2 separate regions of the Mus musculus genome follow, and region 2 is linked to region 1. A link is a loop called in an ENCODE intact Hi-C map of the cell type or tissue named here. Cell type or tissue: heart. All regions are shown on one strand. Each heading gives the region's core, and the rest is flanking DNA. Links, peaks and the distances in the headings are about the cores only.

The links. Peaks named below come from ENCODE experiments on the same cell type or tissue, not always from the same donor. Only the 100,000 strongest peaks of a DNase experiment are listed, where the experiment ranks them.
Region 2: a loop joins it to region 1, with 6 times the contacts of the local background. A loop is called at or near these places in 2 of 42 quality-filtered maps.

The regions. Positions count from the first base shown.
Region 1 is chr13:37,433,122-37,436,031 of GRCm38, reverse strand. Gm4035 (predicted gene 4035) reads left to right here and starts at 911. Exons shown (of 2, transcript NR_167664.1): 1 at 911-1,036. In heart, for the core only: CTCF peaks have their summits at 1,587 and 1,811 (motif pointing left); DNase peaks (open chromatin) are centred at 991, 1,541 and 1,671; H3K4me3 peaks cover 1,272 bases; H3K27ac peaks cover 872 bases.
Region 2 is chr13:38,203,457-38,206,366 of GRCm38, reverse strand. Snrnp48 (small nuclear ribonucleoprotein 48 (U11/U12)) reads right to left here and starts at 1,428. Exons shown (of 9, transcript NM_026382.2): 1 at 1,239-1,428. The coding sequence starts at 1,394. In heart, for the core only: a CTCF peak has its summit at 1,568; a DNase peak (open chromatin) is centred at 1,446; H3K4me3 peaks cover 1,778 bases; H3K27ac peaks cover 722 bases.

The DNA.
Region 1 (2,910 bases), core at 283-2,782:
ATTCTGGGAGGCACAATATTTCTCCACATATTTAATAAAGCAATCAGGAAGTCAGGGAATGTAGCTTGGTGGTAGCTCACTTGCTTGCAAAGCCTGGGGACCAATTTTCAGTGAGATAACTCCCCAACAAACAAACAAAACACATCCCAGAATCAGTAGAATGTATTTTTCAAGTACAAATCTGTGTAGCAATAACAATAAAAATGCCATTTGGTAAATACCAGGGTAGTAATTATTTTAGGTAGAGATTATGAATATGCAAAAATTAGAGGGCAAAGGTACGCTAAGGATCAAGACACTTACACAGTTTGTAACACTACGGCAGAGGACCTTGCTGGCCTCCATCCTAAGCAAGAGGCCAAAATGATCACTAGTAATGGCTAAGTCAGCAGCGAGAGCCTTCCAATACGATGTACAGGAACCTCATTCCTGTCCGACTCCTGCCACAACAGCTTGGCTTGAATTTAATCAAGAGAAAACCTCAGGCACACCCAAACCAAGACATAGTTCATCAAAAGATTGGTAGTACTCTTGGGAAGTGTCAAGGTCACGAGGGAAAAAAAAGGACCCAGCAACTTTCAAGTTTAAGAGAACTTGAGAGACACAGACAACAGATTCATTGTTTCATCCTGAGCCAGAAAAGGACACCAAGTAACACTTAAATAAGGTCTGAAAGTTAGGTAATACTAGTCCCATGTAAATGTTATTTTCTGATCTTGATTATTGCATCCTGCTTTCATCTTACTGTTCTGAGAACCTCTAAAAGGTATATAGGACTTCTTTGTATAATTATTGAAAATATTTCTGTAAGTCTGGTTTTCAAAATTGAAAGTCCAATCATCTATGTTTCTAACTATCTGGCTTGAACATCGTTGGGCGGCCAGTTTGCTCTGCCTCCTGACCGTTTGCCAGTTCGGGACTGCCATCTCTAATTAACATGCAGGGAAATGAGGAAATGGAGTTTCCAGAGCTTTCGTTGCTTTTCCAAATCCCAAAGCCAAGTCGCCCTGGTCGTCCAGCTGCTTCCTGCCTGCAGGTGAGAAAGGAGACCGAGTATGTTCTAAACTTTCCTCAGGGTTCTTCATATACACTATCAGAGACTCTAAGCACGACCTAGTGCTGAGACTCAAGGATAGAGACTTTCTTGCCTTCCACTCCCCCATTATCACTTCTTAATTTGATTATGTGATTTCCCCCACCCTCACGCTAAACTTTTAATTCTGTCTGGACACTTCATTGTGGCTTCTCCAAACCTTCCCTGTCTGAGCTGCCCTACCGCTGTTCTGCAGCGTGTCAGCAATAGCCATTTTAATGCCATCTCTCAAGAAGGACGCCATGAAACCTGTGTTTGCGTGCTCAAAGACAGCTGGGTGCTGCATCTGGACAAATATCTGGATTGAGCTGCTCGGGTGTTGGGAAAGTCGTTCTCATAGCAAAAAGAATTGGTCATTCACGCAGCATCCTTCCACGCGCTCCACTTCTCGGAGTTGGGATCGCAGTAGTGGCTGGATGGGTGCTGCCCCTCAGAGGAAGTTCGGCATCTTTTGCTTTGCTTCCTGGACCGAACGTGTAGCTGCTGGGAAAATACTTGACAGTCAAGCCATAGTTGGGAGGATTCGACAACTGGAAAGGCACAAACATCCTTTATCTGTAGGGTGAGGTTAGTTTCTGTTTGGGCTTGTGCTTTTGAAAGGAGGAAATAGTTTTCATAAGCATCAGATTAGATGCAGGAAATGTCCACAGGACAATGAGAAGCTGCCGGAGGCCGAGCAACAAGATTTTGTCGTTGATTACTACTGCCATCTCCTGGTAGAACTGGAGAACTACTGGGCAATGGGCTTGGTGGGTAAATTACGGAAGCCTGATTACCTCTCCCCAGCTCTGTTTTACAAGTTCTTAGTAGCGTGAAAGGGAAATGCCAAGAACTATCTTTTAGATAAGAGTATTTATTGGCATCTTTCATCTATCCTTGAATGATAAATATAAGCACGAGGACTAAAACTACAGTGGGCTTCTCTTACCCTTAACTGTCTGTCAACTCTGGAGAAACCCAACGTTCCCTAAGCTACTCCTCCATGAAGCTCCCAGAGCTTGGGAACATAATAAACCCAGCCCTCTCTGTGGCTTGATAGTCTCCTAGCCCTGTGCTGGTATGGGTGGGGTGGGGTGGGCTTTTTTCTTTCTTTCTTGTATAGAATAGAGTTTATTTGGGGGCATGAGAAGGGGAATTGAGAAGGGAGTAGAGGCAGAGAAAGAGAGGAGGCAGAGAGAAGAGAAGAGAAGAAGAGGGAGGAGGACAAGGAGGGGGAGGGGAGGGGAGGAGGAGGAGGAGGAGGAGGAGGAGGAGAAGAAGAAGAAGAAGAAGAAGAAGAAGAAGAAGAAGAAGAAGAAGAAGAAGAAGAAGAAGAGAAAAAGAAGAAGAAGAAAAGAAAAAGAAGAAAAGAAGAAGAAAAGAAAAAGAAGAAGAAGAAGAAGAAGAAGAAGAAGAAGAAGAAGAAGAAGAAGAAGAAGAAGAAGAAGAAGAAGAAGAAGAAAGCAGCAGCTGGCCAGGAACATGTGGAGAGAGGGGGAAGGAGGGAGGGAGGGGAGAGAGGGAGAAAGGGGTCAGAGAGAGAAAAGGAGCAGAAAGGGGAGGGGTGTTTTCCGAAAGGGTAAGCTTATCCTTACCACTCTCAAAACATGAATTTACACATCAAAGCATTTGGGTTGGGCTGGCCATGCAGATCAGTGGTAGGGTGCTTGGCCAGAGTGCATCCTGGAAAAGCAAAATGAAGTCAAAACGTAAGCCTCTTTGATTATGTTGTTCATGATACATTCAGTCAATATATGTATTTTCGGTGTGTCCTTGATAACCTAGAGTTATCAAGTTCTCTAGGTCTGCTGATTGGTTAGCAATGCTAAGAAGCGAGA
Region 2 (2,910 bases), core at 192-2,691, 770 kb before region 1:
AAGAATATACTTTTCTAGATGCTTTTTCTGACCCATCATAGTCTATAATAACCAGTACTACAAAAATTTCAACTCCCCCCATTACAGACTTTGCCACACAATAACAGCTGTCATTTCTTTACCCCTCCCCCCACTGTTACCATGACAAACTCTACAAGTGCACATGAAACATGGAAATTGATTAATTATCTGGACTAGTCTCAAAACTATCAATGTCATTTACCAGATTTTTTAAGCCAGTTACAACAGTGAGTATCAGATAATCATGTACTTCACGGTTTACTGGATAATCTGGGAGTTTTACAATGGACTTTCATATAGCGGTTAAGCAAAATACACCTCAGAAATCAGAAGGCCTGCAAGTCCCAGTTGCCAATCCCACTGGGATGTTTTTGTTTCTTCATTTGTAAAATGCTGCCAATTATTCTAGCCTCCTTGGGATACGAATTTTAAATGAAGTAACGCAGTGCCATTTAGAACGTGTTAAGTGTTAATATCACGATGTTGTCTAATATCTCGATAATAAATGAAGGAGTGGTGGGGCCCTCCATTCTCAATGGTCTGGAAATTTCATAAAATTATCAATTCATACCTCAAACTTTTTCAGTTGTCCCCCAAATCCATTTTTACAGCATCGTTACTAGGCTTTAAGCCATGAACTATATTGGTTAATTCACAACTCCAAATATACTTGTAAAGGTACAATGAAGGGTTTTTTTTCTTTCCAATTTCCACTTCAATTTTAAGACAATGGTGATTAGCTTGTACGTAAATTGCATATATCTTAAATATTTCCATCGACATATGACTTAAACCTTGTTACTGCATCATAGTAAATGAAGAGGGTATAAGAAATCACCGCGCAACGCAAATTCCCTCTATCCTGCACCTATTAAATAAGTCAGGATAATTCACTCTAATACACTCCTTAGGGGTCCGCTACTAGCTACCATTCCTTGGTGGCGCCCTTTAATCGTCCCACAATCGGTCCTGTCCGAGTGGGAAGCGTCCGGGTTTAAGATAGAGAAAAGTGAACACTGAATCTAACGCAATGCAGAATCCTTATATCATGACGAAGCAAATCGCCAACCTCAGCAGCAGCGCCCCCGGGATATGCACCGGACGAGCCCTGTCCTCCCCTGCATCGCACCGGGATGGAGAGAAGTGGGCTCCCCGGGCGCCTTTCCCACGGCGAGAAGTCAGCGGCCCGGGAAAGGCCGGGCAACCTCGCCCCTCACCTCGGCCTCCGCCTCGTCCCCGGGGTCCAGCTGATCCAGGCTCCATCCCAGGGACGCCGTCACCTCCTCCAGCGTCCGGCAGCAGCTCTCCACAAACTCGCTCAGCTCCTCCTGGAGCCGACGCCGCTCTTCCAGAGGAGGAGGTTCGGTCTCCATGATGGCAGCTCACCTCAGGCAGGAAGAGGCGGAACTGCTGGGCGCGCACGAGCTTCTGGGCGCGCACGGGCTTCTGGGAGCCGTGGGCGGGGCCCCGGGATGGCGCCAGCCTATCGGGAAGAGCCGACGGGCAGGGCGGAAGCGGTAGTTTTGAAAGGTGTTTCCACGCTCTTCTGGGTTTAGTTTGCGTAGCAGGTTAGAACTTGCGTCCCAGCTTTGAGCATCATTCCGCTGCTCCTTCGATGTTTTTAGGAGAAATTATTTATATCGGCAGGAAAGTTTAAAGAACAACACAGAAAGTGTCAGTGTAGCCTTTCTCCAGCTCATTAGCGTTTTCCCTCTTACAATTACTTCTAGATTCTTTATCCCAAATGCTATTATGCACATCCTCAGAACATTTTCCTACATAATCACAATGCATGATCAAACAGAAAATTCCTGAAACGGCTCTTCAAATTCTTTTTAAAGCAATTTATTATGTTTTAACCAATTGGCTATAATTGGTTATTATTTCTTAATTTAGAACAGGACTGGTTAAGAGCATTGACTGCTCTTCCAGAGGTGTCCTGAGTTCAGTTCCCAGGAACCACAAGGTGGCTCACAACCATCTAAAATGGGATCTGATACCCTCTTCTGGTGTGTCTGAAGACAGCTACAGTGTACTCCTATACATTAGATAAATAGATAGATAGATATATCTTTAAGAAAGAAAGGAAGAGGGCTGGTGAGATGGCTCAGTGGGTAAGAGCACCCGACTGCTCTTCCGAAGGTCCGAAGTTCAAATCCCAGCAACCACATGGTGGCTCACAACCACCCGTAATGAGATCTGATGCCCTCTTCTGGTGTGTCTGAAGACAGCTACAGTGTACTTACATATAATAAATAAATAAATCTTTGAAAGAAAGGAAGGAAGGAAGAGAGAGAGCCAGGCTCTTGGCCAGCACTTGGAAGGCAGACACTTGGGAGGCAGATTTCTGAGTTCGAGGCCAGCCTGGTCTAAAGTGAGTTCCAGGACAGCCAGGGATATACAGAGAAACCCTGTTGTGTGTGTGTGTGTGAGAGAGAGAGAGAGAGAGAGAGACTGTGCTGGGGTATCTAAGAGACCAAATTCCTGTCTGAGTTACATTTGGCTTCTCCTCCTGAGAGTGGTGGTCCTGAATTCGAAATCACTAGGTGGTCATTGGCCACACTGTATTCACTGAGACTAAATGTTAGTTCAGTGACAGTTTAACAGTTTGTAAAGCATCCTGTTAACAACATAGAATACTGTAACTCTCAGGTAGTAACATGCTGTCTTGAATATTTTTCATGTAAAAAGTGCATTTTATGATATTTTGCATATATGTCTGTGTACCACATGGATGCCTGTTGCCAGAGTAGCAGTTAGCTATGCAGTCATTTTTCTAAAAGGGGAATTTGATATAGATAAGCTCAATTCAATAAAAACCAAATATAAACATTTTTGTTTATAATAAAATTATCAAAAGCAGGTTTATGAGTCATCCTGGAACTCACC